2 separate regions of the Homo sapiens genome follow, and region 2 is linked to region 1. Evidence: chromatin loops called from intact Hi-C (ENCODE). Cell type or tissue: A673. All regions are shown on one strand.

Evidence for each region. A loop is a pair of places that touch in the nucleus more often than their neighbours do. Peaks named below come from ENCODE experiments on the same cell type or tissue, not always from the same donor. Only the 100,000 strongest peaks of a DNase experiment are listed, where the experiment ranks them.
Region 2: a loop joins it to region 1, with 11 times the contacts of the local background. A loop is called at or near these places in 58 of 110 quality-filtered maps.

The regions. Positions count from the first base shown.
Region 1 is chr16:11,403,347-11,411,346 of GRCh38, reverse strand. It overlaps LOC400499 (putative uncharacterized protein LOC400499), which reads left to right. Exons shown (of 67, transcript NM_001370704.1): 46 at 20-101; 47 at 4,010-4,147; 48 at 6,481-6,643. Among named protein-coding and RNA genes, the nearest start is that of RMI2, 62 kb to the right of the region's middle. In A673, CTCF peaks have their summits at 3,712 (motif pointing left) and 5,594 (motif pointing right); a DNase peak (open chromatin) is centred at 3,666; H3K27ac peaks cover 1,136 bases.
Region 2 is chr16:12,064,226-12,072,225 of GRCh38, reverse strand. It overlaps SNX29 (sorting nexin 29), which reads right to left. Exons shown (of 21, transcript NM_032167.5): 10 at 3,094-3,169. Among named protein-coding and RNA genes, the nearest start is that of SNX29, 91 kb to the right of the region's middle. RefSeq lists an enhancer at 4,066-4,165 and a silencer at 4,060-4,354. In A673, a CTCF peak has its summit at 4,162 (motif pointing right); DNase peaks (open chromatin) are centred at 3,315 and 4,195.

The DNA.
Region 1 (8,000 bases):
TCTCTTTCCTTCCTTCTAGCAAAGAGCTGCTGTTCTCAGGCCGGCATCGCCTCCCCTTCCTCCTGGGTCTCTGCCCCAGCTCAGCCTCAGCCTCAGCTAAGGTAACTGTGCCCCAGCTGCCTGGCTCCTAACTGGTTCCAGATGCCCAGCCCGAGGCAGGAGGGGGCCAGGCCCCTCTGGGGAGTGTTAATACATGCACATCTGTTCACCAGCCTGCAGCAGGCTCCGGTGGGCAACCCTCGGAAACCCCTGGCTCCAGCTTTCCCAAACATACCCAGGTTTACATTCCTGGGCCAGCCCCCGTGGCCCCCAGTCAGGCTCACAAGCCCTTTGGGAGATGGGGGAGGCCTCCTCACCCAGTGCCTGGCGCCTGGCATTGCCTCACCCAGCCTGGCACACTTGTAGAAGCTGGAGCAGATGACACAGCCCTTTGGAGCTGAGCCAGCGTCACCCCCATCTCTGCCCTGCATGCAGGACTTGAGGGGTCGTAGGAGTGCACAGGAGGGCCCAGTAGTCTTAGGCCAGGTTCCTCTGTCCCTCTGAGCTGTCATTGTCTGTGCCCAGATCCGGAGCTCCTGGAGGGCATGCCTAGTGCCTGGCACAGGGCCCAGCACACAGTAGTTGTTTAGTAAAAAAAATAGGGCATGAATAGGTGAGTGCATGCATGAATGGTTACATCTGTAACTAGTCACTTCATTTTCCTACCAGCCACCATGTTTTGGTAGGCACCCTCCCAGCCCTGGCCCAGGCCACCTTTGTCTACAGAGCATGCGCTATGTGCTGGGTCCCCTGCCGCATTTACACGTGATTTTGGAGTTCCTCAAACTTCGCTCCAACTGCACAGTCATTCAGGGAACTTCTTTATTTATTTATTTAATTTTTAAATTTTTTTTGAGACACAGTCTCTCTTTGTCACCCAGGCTGGAGTGCAGTGGCACAATTTCGGCTCACTGCAACCTCCGCCTCCCCGGTTCAAGCGATTCTCCTGCCCCAGCCTCCTGAGTAGCTGGAATGACAGGCGTGCGCCACCACGCCTGGCTAATTTTTGTATTTTTGGTAGAGACAGGGTTTCACCGTGATATCCAGGCTGGTCGCAAACTCCTGACCTTAAATGATCCACCCACCTCGGCCTCCCAAAGTGTTGGGATTACAGGCGTGAGCCACTGCGCCCAGCCTTATTTTTTGTTTTTAGAATGTCTTTTTGAGACAGGGTCTTGCTCTGTCACCCAGGTTGGAGTGTGGTGACGTGATCATAGCTCACTGCAGCCTCAAACTCCTGGGTGCAAGTGATCCTCCTGCCTCAGCCTCTGGAGTAGCTGGGACTACAGGTGGTACCACCACACCTGGCTCCATTCCGGGAGCTTCTTAGTTTTTTCCCAAGTTTTATTTTGAGTTATTTCAACCTATATAAAAGCTACTGTAGGACAGTGAACATTGACCAATTGTTAATATCTTTCCATCTTTCTTATCTGTTACATAAATTTGTATCATCACACATTTTTTCTGTATCATTAAGAATTAATATAGAGACGTTTCTGAAGACATCAACTTTTTACTCTGAAATACTTCAACTATTTCCTGTAACAAGGATATTTTCTGATTTAACACGGTAATTACAACATTCCAGAAACTGAACGTTGAATTAATACCTTCATTTAATGTACAGCCCATATACAATTTCCCAGCTTTCCCACTAATGTTCTTTCAAAAAACTGTTTTGTTTTGTTTTAAATCCGGGATGCAGGCCAAGATCACGCAGCATTCGTAGTTGCCATGTCTTTTTAATTTTCTTAATCTAGAACAGAGGTCTACAAACTTTTATTGTAAAGTAAAATGTTGTGGGGGTTGCAGGCCTTATGGTCCCTGTTACAACTACTCAGAATTGTCACTGTAACACAAAAGCAGCTATAGACGATATGTAAGTGAATAGACATGGCTGTTACAATAAAACTTTTTATAAAATCAGGTTGTGGGCCAAATTTGACCCAAAAGCCAACTCCTGATCTAGAATATTTTCCTTCTACACCCTACCCTTCCTTACCCAATGTTTTATTTTTTTATTTTTTTATTTATTTTTTCTTTTTTTGAGATGAAGTTTCACTCTGTCACCCACGCTGGAGTGCAGAGGCGTGATCTCGACTCACCGCAACCTCCGCCACCTGGGCTTATGCAATTCTCCTGCCTCAGCCTCCTGAGTAGCTGGGATTACAGGCATGCACTACCATGCCTGGCTAATTTTTGTATTTTTGGTAGAGATGGGGTTTCGCCACGTTGGCCGGGCTGGTCTTGAACTCCTGACCTCAAATGATCTGCCCACCTCAGCCTCCCAAAGTGCTGGGATTACAGGCATGAGTCACTGCATCTGGCCCCCCAACATTTTATTATACAATTTTTTAGACACTAAAAAATTGAAGTAATTTTACAGTGCATACCCACATACTAGATTTTCCTGTTTACATTTTATTTCACATAATCACATAGCTCTCTATCCATCCATCTTATTTTTGGATACATTTCAAAGTAAGTTGCAGATATAATTCCCCCTAAACATTTTATTGTCATTAACCACCTTCAGAAAAGTCCCAACTGGATGCAGTGGTTCACACTCATAATCACAACACTTTGGGAGGCCAAGGAAGGAGAATTGTTAGAGTTCAGGAGTTCAAAACAGCCTGCAACCTAGGGAGACCCCATTGCTACAGAAAATTTAAAAATCAGCCAGGCATGGTGGTGTGTACCTGTATCTCAGCTACCAGGGAGGCTGAGGTATGGAAGAATTGCTTGAGCCCAGGAGGTTGAGGCTGCAGTAAGCTGTGTTCACACCACTGCACACTCTAGCCTGGATGACAGAGCAGACAGACCCTGTCTCTGTCTAAAAAAAAAAAAAAAAAAAAATCCTGCACTGACAATTTTGAAGTGTCCAGGAAGTTATTTTGCAAAACATCCTCCTAATGTGGATTTGTCCGATTGTTTCTTGAAGATAAGATTCAGGCTGAACATTTTTGACAAGGGGTATCACTAACGAAATGACGCCTCTAGTGAGCGCGTTAAAAATACCAGCTCTTGGCTGGGTGCGGTAGCTCACACCCGTAATCCAGCACTTTGGGAGGCCGAGGTGGGCAGGTCACCTGAGGTCAGGAGTTCGAGACTGGCCTGGCCAACATGGCGAAACCCCATCTCTACTAAAAATACAAAAATTAGTTGGGTGTGGTGGTACATGCCTGTAATCTTGGTTACTCAGGAGGCTGAGGCAGAAGAATCACTTGAACCCAGGAGGCAGAGGTTGCAGTGAGCCGAGATCGTGCCACTGCACTTCAGCAGCCTGGGCAACAGAGCAAGACTCCTTCTCAAAAAAAAAAAAAAAAAAAAAAAAAAACAGCTCTGGAACATCTTCCCAGAGACTCCATTTTTGTAGGTTTTAAGTGGGAGCCCAGAATCTGTATTTTTAATAAGTTCCCCCGCAGTGATTCTGCTTTTCAGCCAACCTGGAAGTTAGCACATTATTTCATACAATTTTCGCAGCAACCCGTAATAAAATAGGTGTCCTTATCCCTGTTTTTGGATTAGAAGGCTTGGGTGGTTAAGGAACTAGCTGGAGATCACTCACCTCTCAGTGGTAGATCCACACTTGGAGTTCTGTTGTGTTTGATGCTGACACGCACCCAGGCATAATTCTTTCTGCTAGACTGCCCCCTGCTGTCTGCAACAGTACTACAACTAGAATTCTTGGCTGCTGGTGCCAGGCTGGTAGATATTTTCAAGTCAATGTTATAGCAGGGAGGGCATGAAGGAGATAGTTGCCATGGCCACGCTTGATGGCCTAACCTGAGGCTCCAAACCCTCGCATCATCAAACTTCATCCAGCCCAGGGAGTTGTGGGTCTCTTGGGCCTGGGACTTTGGGAGGCAGAGCCCTCGGCCTACAGCCAGCATCTCCTGGAATGTTCCATCAGAGCCCTGATGAGGAGCTTTATCGTGTTTTGTGGTGGTTTTTTTTTTTTCTGACCCAGCTACACTACTCCAAGGGTGAGGTTCAGAGCATGTTCGCCTTGGGCGTGGAGGAGCGTCATTTTCACATCAGCACCCGGCAGGTAGCTGCTAAGGCCGGTCTCAACAATTTCATCAAACTGGAACAGACCTTTCTGCAGGTGTGTGGAGGTCAGCCCAGGGCCGGAGCACGCTGGGGTGGGGGGCCTCTGGGACAGCCCTTTGAGAAAAGAAAAATTGTCCTAGTGTCCCGGTTCCTGGGCGGAAGGACAGACAAGGCTGTGAAATGGACACAATGTGCTGGATTTATTGAGCTGGATTTATTGCATGATTTATGGAGCATCTACTAGGTGCCAGGCACTATTTCAGAAGCTGGGGCGTGACCTAAAACAGATCTGATCAATCCTTCCTCTCATCAAGTGTCCACTCTAGCGGGGGAGATTGACTCCCCGAAATCACACAAACGAAATATGCCAGATAGTACTATGATACGGAGAAAACGTACTGAAGTGACTGAGAGTGACCAAGGAGCTTATTTAGATTAGGTGGCCAGGAAAGGCCCCACTGAAGAGACGACACATGAGCTAGCGGTGGATGATAAGCACCAGCCATTTGAAAATCCGGGGGAAGGCCGGGCACGGTGGCTCGCGCCTGTAATCCCAGCACTTTGGGAGGCCGAGGCGGGTGGATGACCTGAGGTGAGGAGTTCGAGACCAGCACGGCCAACATGGGGAAACCCCGTCTCTACTAAAAATATGGAATTAGCCAGGCGTGGTGGCACATGCCTATAATCCCAGCTACTTTGGAGGCTGAGGCAGGAGAATTGCTTGAACCCAGGATGTGGAGGTTGCAGTGAGCCGAGATTGCGCCGTTGCACTGCGGCCTGGGTGACAAGAGTGAAACTCCATCTCAAAAGGAAGAAAAGAAAAAAGAAATCTCTGGGGGAGGGGCATTCGAGGCAGGTAAAGAGACTGTGGTATATATACACCATGGAATATTACACAGCCGGAAAAAAGAATGAAATTCTGTCCTTTGCAGCAGCAGGGATGCAATTATCCTAAGTGAACTAGCTCAGAAACAGAAAACCCAGTATCACATGTTCTCACTTGTAAGCAGGAGCTAAACATTGAATACACATGGACATAAAGATGGAAACAGTAAACACTGAGGGCTCCAAAAGGGAGGAGGGTGAGAGGGAGCCAAGGGTTGGAAAATTACCTGCCTGGTATGATGTTCGATATTTGGGTGACAGGGACGCTGGAAGCCCAGTCCCCACCATTACACAATATACCTATGTAACAAACATGCACACTGACCCCCTCAATCTAAAATACATTTTTTAAAAAGAGTATTCCAGGCAGAGGGAACAAGACATGCAAAGGGCCTGGGGCAGGGATGGGTTTGCATGTTTTAGGAATGGCCAAGGAGCCACTGGGCTGGAGCTGGGTGGGTGGGGAATGGTAGGAGGTGGTCTGATCACACAGGGTCAGTCAGGCCACAGGGAGGCGTTTGCATTGTGTTCTATCTGCTACTAGAAGCCTTTGAAGCCATGATCAAATAAATGATGATTTCAGATCCCTCTGGCTGCTGTGTGGGGAGGGACCTACAGGTGGCAGAAGTGAGCAGTGAGGAAGCCCCATAATGGGCAGGGGCAGGGCAATAATAATGCGTGGACCAAGCTGGGGGCAGTAGTGATAGGTTTTAGAGACGTTTAAGAGCAAACTTCCTTCCCCACCCCAGCAGTCCCCCTGCAGTGCCCTCAAGTCACCCTCGGACTGTGGCACCCACCAGCAGGGACGGCGTCCCTCTCCGAACCTTTGCACAGGCTCTTCCATCTGCCTAGAATGCTCTTCCCTGCCTCCTCCCCAAGCTTGCTTCTCTGCGTTCCTTTCTCCCTTGAATGTCTCTTGTGACCATCCTTGTCACCTTATCCCATCATTTTCTGTCCTGTGACTATCTCGACTATCTCCCTGGGAGCCCCTTAAGGGCCAGGACCAGGTCTTGGCTAGCTTTGTACCCAGGCACTCAGCACTGGCTTGGGAGCATGATACCTGCTCGCTACATGATTGAGAAACCGCAATACCAACTGCGTGCCTCCTACAAGCTCCTCTCCACCGTGTAGCCCTGGGCTGAGTGCACCACTTGTATCATCTTGCAAAGGTTGACACTTTCTGGCCTCCATTTTCTAGGAAACTGAGGCTCAGAGAGGTTGAAAAATGCCCAGAGCCACACAGCTTGGCCATGGAATTGAGAAGTGGCTGTTCTGTGCTGTCTCCTGTTGGCCATACTCCCCTCACCTACTCCTCTCCTTTAAATTATCTGCTCATCCTTAGGAAGCATTTGGGTTTTTGATCCCCTGACATATGTCACCATTCAGGAAACTGTAAATGATCCACAAATATTCCCTTTTTCCTCCTCTGCAAGCTTCTCTTCTTTCCCATCCCAGGCAGAAGCATGGGTCGGGTTCCCCCATGACGCCGTCATTCTCTTCCAGCTCAGCGCTCTTCCCAGGGAGCTGTTCCTGCAGACCGCATACGAGCGAGCTCATGGGACCCGTGTCCTGCGCCAGGTGGTGCTGTGGGATGGCCAGGAGGTGGCCCTCACCGGGAGCCTTTCTGGGCCTTTCCCCAAGCCCACCAGGAACCTCAGCCTGCAGGGTGAGTGTGTGAGGGGCTGCAGGCAGGGGTGGCCCAGTCACTCAAGAAATCATCCCTGGCCAGGCGCGGTGGCTCATGCCTGTAATCCAAGCCCTTTGGGAGGCCGAGGTGGGTAGATCACTCGAGGTCAGGAGTTTGAGACCAGCCTGGCCAACATGGTGAAACCCCATCTCTACTAAAAATACAAAAATTAGCCAGGCATGGTGGCAGGCACCTACAATCTCAGCTACTTGGGAGGCTGAGGCAGGAGAATCGCTTGAACCTGGGAGGCAGAGGTTGCAGAGAGCCGAGATTGAGCCAGTGCATTCCAGCCTGAGCGAGAGTGAGACTCGGTCTCAAAAAAGCCATGACTGAGCACCTGCATATCCCAGGTGTAATCTAGGCACCAGGGGTCCATCAGGAAGCAAGATGGCCCAGGTGTCACCCCTCAGGGAGACAGGCATTGAGCAACAAGATGCACATAAGCAAAATAACGTCAAGCATGACCATTTCCACGAGTGGGAAAGGCTGTGAGAGCAAGCAGGGTCTTTGTGGGGTGTGGGCCTCCTTTAGGTGGGGTGGTCTGGGAAGGCCTCTTGGAGGAGGTGACTTCTGAACTGAGTTCTGAAGGATGAGAAGGAGCTGGCAGATCTGAGCAGAGGCACTTCAGGCGGAAGGCCCCACTTGGAAATGAGGTTTGCATGTGGAGCAGCAGCTGCGGGGCTAGCATGGCTGGAATGGGGAGAAGGGATGAGGCGAGGCAGGAGGGCTGGGGGACCCAGGTCATGCAGCGTCTCAGCTCATAGAGAGGAGCTGGGGCTTATCCTGAGTGCAGCCGGGCAGGGAGAAGGGGCCAGGGCGTGGAAGAGGTGGCATCCCTGGGCAGTTGTGGTGCCAGGGGAGCTGAGTGCCGACACAGCGCCAACAACAGCAGCCATGAGCCCCTGGGTCCTCCAGAAACAGGCATCCCTGGAAGGGGCTGTAATTTGTGGCCTGGGCAGCCACAAGACTTAGTTTCTGTGTAAGGAACCTCCTGAGCACAGAGCAGAGCCCGACCCACAGCCTGCCAGGTGTGGAGACAGAGTGCAGACCCCAGCCTGGAGGCACGGCTTACCAGGTGGCCTGATGGAATCCTCCCAGCGTCACATTTGCCACATGTGTGCCCTGGAAGGCAGAGGAAGTGAGCAGGTCCCCAGCAAGCCAAGGCAGTGTGCATGCGTGTATGTGTGTGCTCATGAGTGTATGTGTGCTCATGTGTGTATGTGTGCATGTGTGTGTATACATGCACGTGTGTGCATGCCTGTGTGTGTGTGTATTTGTGCCACCCTTGGTGAGCTACACAGTCTGCAGCCCCACACGGTGTTGACAGTGTTGCAGG
Region 2 (8,000 bases), 660 kb before region 1:
TCTCTCACAACTCCTATTCAACATAGTGTTGAAAGTTTTGGCCAGGGCAATTAGGCAGGAGAAGGAAATAAAGGGTATTCAGTTAGGAAAAGAGGAAGTCAAATTGTCCCTGTTTGCAGACGATGTGACTGTATATCTAGAAAACCCCATTGTCTCAGCCCAAAATCTCATTAAGCTGATAAGCAACTTCAGCAAAGTCTCAGGATACAAAATCAATGTACAAAAATCACAAGCATTCTTACACAACAATCACAGACAAACAGCCAAATCATGAGTGAACTCCCATTCACAATTGCTTCAAAGAGAATAAAATACTTACGAATCCAACTTACAAGGGACGTGAAGGACCTCTTCAAGGAGAACTACAAACCACTGCTCAATGAAATAAAAGAGTATACAAACGAATGGAAGAACATTCCATGCTCATGGGTAGGAAGAATCAATATCGTGAAAATGGCCATACTGCCCAAGGTAATTTATAGATTCAATGCCATCCCCATCAAGCTACCAATGACTTTCTTCACAAATTGGAAAAAAACTACTTTAAAGTTCATATGGAACCAAAAAAGAGGCCGCATTGCCAAGTCAATCCTAAGCCAAAAAGAACAAAGCTGGAGGCATCACGCTACCGGACTTCAAACTATACTACAAGGCTACAGTAACCAAAACAGCATGGTACTGGTACCAAAACAGAAATATAGATCAATGGAACAGAACAGAGCCCTCAGAAATAATGCCGCATACCTACAACTATCTGATCTTTGACAAACCTGAGAAAAACAAGCATTGGGGAAAGGATTCCCTATTTAATAAATGGTGCTGGGAAAACTGGCTAGCCATATGTAGAAAGCTGAAACTGGATCCCTTCCTTACACCTTATACAAAAATTAATTCAAGATGGATTAAAGACTTACATGTTAGACCTAAAACCATAAAAACCCTATAAGAAAACCTAGGCATTACCATTCAGAACATAGGCATGGGCAAGGACTTCATGTCTAAAACACCAAAAGCAATGGCAACAAAAGCCAAAATTGACAAATGGGATCTAATTAAACTAAAGAGCTTCTGCACAGCAAAAGAAACTACCATCAGAGTGAACAGGCAACCTACAGAATGGGAGAAAATTTTCGCAACCTACTCATCTGACAAAGGGCTAATATCCAGAATCTACAATGAACTCAAACAAATTTACAAGAAAAAAACAACCCCATCAAAAAGTGGGCAAAGGATATGAACAGACACTTCTCAAAAGAAGACATTTATGCAGCCAAAAGACACATGAAAAAATGCTCATCATCGCTGGCCATCAGAGAAATGCAAATCAAAACCACAATGAGATACCATCTCACACCAGTTAGAATGGCAATCATTAAAAAGTCAGGAAACAAAAGGTGCTGGATGTGGAGAAATAGGAACACTTTTACACTGTTGGTGGGACTGTAAACTAATTCAACCATTGTGGAAGTCAGTGTGGCGATTCCTCAGGGATCTAGAACTAGAAATACCATTTGACCCAGCCATCCCATTACTGGGTATATACCCAAAGGACTATAAATCATGCTGCTATAAAGACACATGCACACATATGTTTATTGTGGCACTATTCACAATAGCAAAGACTTGGAACCAACCCGAATGTCCAACAAAGATAGACTGGATTAAGAAAATGTGGCACATATACACCATGGAATACTATGCAGCCATAAAAAATGATGAGTTCATGTCCTTTGTAGGGACATGGATGAAACTGGAAATCATCATTCTCGGTAAACTATCGCAAGGACAAAAAACCAAACACCACATGTTCTCACTCATAGATAGGAATTGAACAATGAGAACACATGGACACAGGAAGGGGAACATCACACTCTGGGGACTGTTGTGGGGTGGGGGGAGGGGGGAGGGATAGCATTAGGAGATATAGCTAATGCTAAATGACGAGTTAATGGGTGCAGCACACCAGCATGGCACATGTATACATATGTAACTAACCTGAACATTGTGCACATGTACCCTAAAACTTAAATAATAAAAAAAAAGCATCCAACAACTTGGGAGAACTCAATTTCCCCTTGAGATACTTTATTTGAAAAAACAAAAAGAAAACCTATATAGTGCTTAATACATGCCAGACAGCATACTAAGCCCTTCACAAATACTATGTAATATCTAAATGGCTTAAATATACAACACTAGGATGGTCAAATCTTGTTATCAAATATCAACAAATATTTAAATTAAGAAAATAACAGGCCGGGCACGGTGGCCTGTAATCCCAGCACTTTGGGAGGCCGAGGCGGGCGGATCACGAGGTCAGGAGATCGAGACCACGGTGAAACCCCATCTCTACTGAAAATACAAAAAGTTAGCCGGGCGCAGTGGCGGGCGCCTGTAGTCCCAGCTACTCAGGAGGCTGAGGCAGGAGAATGGCGTGAACACAGCAGGCAGAGCTTGCGGTGAGCCGAGATTGCGCCACCGCACTCCAGCCTGGGCAACACAGCGAGACTGTCTCAAAAAGAAAAAAAGAAAATAACAATAGAGGAGGCACCCAGATATGCCCCAAAAGGTGTTGACATTCGTCATCTACCATCTCTTATACAGTCTCTCTGAGGCAGTAATGATCTAAGACCCTTGGCAACTGCATCTTCTGTGATGTAAAGACTAAATCTGCTCACATCAGTAATCCCAGCACTTTGGGAGGCCGAGGTGGGCAGATCACCTGAGGTCAGGAGTTGGAGACCAGCCTGGCCAACGTGGTGAAACCCTATCTCCACTAAAAATACAAAAAAATCAGCTAGGCATGGTGGTGTGTGCCTGTAATTCCAACTACTTGGGAGGCTCAGGCAAGAGAATCGCTTGATCTCGGGAGGCGGAGTTTGCAGTGAGCCGAGACTGCGCCACTGCACTCTAGCCTGGGCAACAGAACCGGGCTCCATCTCAAAAAAAAAGACTAAATCTGAACATAAATGTGAAGTAAACCCTTGCCCTTTAATCCTAGCAGGTGCACTCCTATCTTTAAAAAAGAATAAAATGCACAGCTGTGAATAGGATGTTTTAATGCCACAGGCAACTGGGTTTCTCAATATTAACCTGTACCGAAGTCCAGGATCTGGGAGAACGTGGTCCTCTGGTCCTGTCCCGTTCTCCAGGCTTCCGAGGGGGGCATCTGTGCAGAGAGAGCAATCACAGAAAGAGGTCACTTTTCTCACTACATGTTCTCCATAAGACAAAGACACAATGCAGACATTGGCTCATCTGCTACATCACTTGACTAAGAAATTTTTCTCCATCTCTCCTGCAAGCTGGATTTTAATCAGCTGTTTCCTGTTGTTCAGAGATAATCTCAGACTTGGCATCAGTCACTGTAGAAGCAGAAAGCCCTATACTTGGCCGGGCATGGCGGCTCACTCCTGTAATCCCAGCACTTTGGGAGGTGGATCACCTGAGGTCAGGAGTTCGAGACCGGCCTGGCCAACATGGTGAAACCCCATCTCTACTAAAAATACAAAAATTAGCTGGGCGTGTTGGTGCACGACTGTAATCCCAACTACTCGGGAGGCTGAGGCAGGAGAATCGCTTGAACCCTGGAGGTAGAGGTTGCAGTGAGCCGAGATCGTGCCATTGCACTCCAGCCTGGGCAACAAGAGCGAAGCTCCATTAAAAATTTTTTTTTAAAAGCCCTATACTTCCCCTTAACCTGTGACTTTTTTTTTTTTTTTTTTTTTGAGACAGGGTCTCACTGTGTCACCCAGGCTGAGATGGAGTGCAGTGGTGGTGTGTGATCACGGCTCACTGCAGCTTCAACCTCCCAGGCTCCAGTGGTCCTCCCACCTCAGCCTCTCAAGTACCTGGGAGGGACTACAGGTGTGTGCCACCATGCCGAGCTAATTTATTTTTTATTTTTTTTTGTAGAGATGGGGGTCCCACTATGTTGCCCAGGCTGGTCTCAAACTCCTGGGCTCAAGCAATCCTTCCGCCCTGGCCTCCCAAAGTGCTGGGATTACAGATGTGAGCAACTGTGCCTGGCCTGTGACATTTTCGACCTTGAGCCACCTGGAATTATGCATGAAGTCCATATTCAGAACCAGGGCCAGAAACCGGGTATAATGAATCAGCTTGCTGTTAAGACAAAACTGCTCCTGCTTGTAGTGCCTTGAATCAGACAGTAGAGGGCAGCATGGTCTAATTCCTGACAATGTCTGCGGCTTTCTAAAAAGGCCAATTTTCCCTGCATTAAGTGCATTTAGGAAAGGCATTCACAAGAGCTGGGGCCATAAGTAGTCTCTGGAACTAACGGGCTAGGGACCTGAACAATTTTCATAAATGCTCAAGTCTCCTTCCAGGAAAACATGCAAATCCATAAGCCTTGGGCTGCATGGTGACATTAAGGCCAGTATCACCCAGGAGAAACCTTGCTCACTCAAGAAACTTCTTGGGCCAGGCGCGGTGGCTCACGCCTGTAATCCCACCACTTTGGGAAGCCAAGGCAGGTGGATTACTTGAGGTCAGGAGTTCGAGACCAGCCTGGCTAACATGGCAAAACCCCGTCTCTACTAAAAATACAAAAATTAGCTGTGCGAGGTAGTGCACGCCTGTAATCCCAGCTACTTGGAAAACTGAGGTGGAAGAATTGCTTGAACCCAGAAGGTGGAGGTTGCAGTGAGCTGAGATTACGTCACTGCACTCCAGCCTGGGAGACAGAGTGAGACTCCGTCTCAAAAAGAGAAAAAGAAAAAGAAACTTATTAGTGAATGACCACTATGGAACCAGCCGTGCATCGGGGACAAGGAACATGGTGCTGGAGAGAGCACGCCTCGGTGCCTTCCTCATCCATCCTCCATGCCATTCCCTCCATCTTTGCTTGGCTTACTCAAGGTGCCCCAAGAACCCCCAGCTCTGTAGGGGCTGAACTTCAGGGAAACTTACCAGGAAAAAAAAAATTGTTTTAACCTTTTCTTCTACCTTGCTGTCTCCATCAAGTTATTTACTGACTCCAAATTCTCAAGAAGTTCAAGTCCACTTCCCCTCCCGCTTTTTTTAGAGGCAGGGTTTTCCTGTCACCCAGGCTGGAGAGCAGTGGCACGATTATAGCTCACTGCAGCCTCAAACTCCTGGACTCAAGAGAGCCTCCCACCTCAGCCTCCTGAGTAGCTAGGACTGCAGGCATGCACCCTCATGACTGGCCTGCTTATTTATTTATTTATTTATTTATTTATTTATTTATTTATTTATTTATTTATTTTAGAGACACGGTCTCACTATGTTGCCCAGACCAGTCTCAAACTCCTGGCCTCAAGCAATCCTCCTGCCTCAGACTCCCGAATGTTACATCTTAACGCATGTAAAACTCAATGAGAATGCTCAGTGAGGGTGGCATCAACTCACCCCATAACAGATCCTGGCTACCTCGGGCATTCATCCTCCCACCTGGTCAACTGGAATGGCCCAAGGAACCCCTCCCTCAGCCCCCACCCCACCATCCCCTCCTACTTGGCGCTCCCCTCTCTCAACCTTCCCAACACTAATCTCCGGCCCTCCTCCCCACCATCTTTTCTCTGATTCCTGAGTGAAGGTGGCCCTGAATCATGGCCCCAAGGCCCTCTGTCACCCTCGGCACATCTGGCAAGGTCTTGGCTACAGTTCTCACCTCCGTGAAGACGACAGTGCTCAAGCCCTCACCTCTAGCCCAGACCTGTCTTGAATCTCAGTCCCACATCTCTAACTGCCTTCTAGAAAACTCTACTGGGATACCCCGCTGTGCCTACCAACAGATCCTGACCCTCACAACCCCATCTTATGTCGCACTAGGCTGTAAGCTCACAAGAGCACGGCACCCACCCTCCATCCCATCACAGAGCCAGGGGGATCCAAGACTGCTCAGTGCCCCCAAAATGACCTCCTCCTCTTGGCTCACAAGTCGTGTCCACTGCCCCGTGGTCCAAAGGCTCCATACCATCTAAGAGGCCTTCTACAGCAGACGCCCCAGTTCCCTGTCATCCTTGCTAATCTAACTCATGCAGAGTCAGACTACATTCCCTGAAGCAAAGACAGGGACTCAACATGCAGAGTGGAAATCCACAGCTGGGGCAAAGGCATGGACCCACCCAGCCTTCAATGAGAGCGCTCAGTGAGGATACAATGTCCACACGGTCCCAGGTGATTGCCCACGGGCCCCTTCACGATGCACAACCGCGAATGGCTTGTACTTGTTGTGGGCCTGACGCTCTGGGGTGCACACAGCATAGACCGTCTCATCCTTAAGGCCCCCAAGACAGATACCATTATCTAATTTTACGGATGAGGAAATGGATCCCGAAAATTTAAGCAACTTGTTCAAGATCACAGAACTAACAAGTGCAAAGGTTTGAACCCTGGTCCGTCCAATGGCAGAGCTGAGCCTGTACCCACTTTAGCATACAGGCCTGCATCCAGTGATCCAGTGGGAAGACTGAATAAAGAAAACCAGGAACCCCAAACAGCACACAACCCGTATAAGCTGACTGGGAAGCACAACCAGGGCAGTGTCCGCCCAGCCACCGCAACACTGACAACCAAAACAGTAAAACTGCCCACTAAGAGCTAAGTGCTAAAACCAATCACATCAGATTATGGCAGAGCCACCACAGTCTGTCCTCAACCTCAACAAACAACTTCCAAGATCCAACGTGAGGACAAGGAGAAATAGAACTTTAGACTTGATGGGGAAACAAAGGGTTTGAGGACCCAAGGTTTCAAAGGAACCTAAGAAAGCCCTTGGAAATTGTGCATTTCCTAAAACCCAATACTAAACACAGGACCCTCAATGAAGGGATGAGCAGTCATATCACCTTGTACTGACAGGTGATTTTTCACCCGTTTACTATTCCCACTCAAAATAAACCTGGGTAGCTCTCCCTTCCTTGCAACTGGAAAGCAATGCTGGTGAATTTGCTTTGCTCAGGTATAGACACCACATACTCCCAGAGGAACCACGCATGGTCCCCAGTCCTCATTTGCTTGTCTGGGGTCTCCTCTTGCAACCTGGGGTGCTGTCCCCTTCTGTGAATGGCTCTGTCACCCAAGAAAAGCAACTCCAAAACTCCTCCCTAAACCACAGAGTTATCTCTTCCAAGATTCAAGAGAACTCCTTTCAGGGTTCCCCCTTCTTTGCTCCTTTCTCCCTCCCAACACTCAGCTGCAGAAAGCATCCTCTCCCAGCCAGTGCCTTTGCCTTCTCTAACTATCCCCACTGTCAGTGACTGCAAAGGCACCAGCGTGTTCAAAGATGACAAAAGTCTCCTAAGGTGAGGAGCCCTCCATGTGGGAAGTCTCCATTAAAAGACGAAGTGGCTCCAGAATGAGAGGGAATGTCAGAATATCTCTAAGGAAGGAAGATGTCCCTCAGAAGGGACAAAAGGCAGAAACAGAGCAAAAGGAATGGAGTCTCAGGAGAAATGGTGGCGGTGGCCACCTGGGCAGGCAGGCAGAGTCTTGGCACCAGTCGGCCCCACACCTCCCATGGAAATGGGGCATCAGGACAGAAGGGACTTGATGCAACCTGGCGTCCCAATCAGGCTACCCATTCCCCTGGCTCTGAGTCCAACATCCTGACACAGTCCTGGAATAATGTTTCTCCCTATGCCATGTCCTGCCCCTGTGCGCAGCCCCTGGGCTGTCCCAGCTCACAAGCCCCCTGACAGCATCGTTACTGCAGAGAAGGGAAATGCTGGCTGACGCCGGCACACGTCATCTCCAGAGAGTGCATTCGACATCAGCTGGAGCTCGGGTCCCATCAGCAGTGAGAAGATGGAGCTGACTCTGCGAGCTGACAGCCGGGTGTGGGACCACAGGAAATCTGCAAGGACTCTAGAGGCTGATGGGGAGCTACGTTCCCTGGACACACTTGCTACAGAAAGCCCAGAAGAGCAGGAAGAGCTCTGGGTTCTCTAAGACCAAAGCCCAACATGCACGAAAAAGGAGACCCGGATGTCTGATGGTTCAGGAGGCCCAGCTAAGCG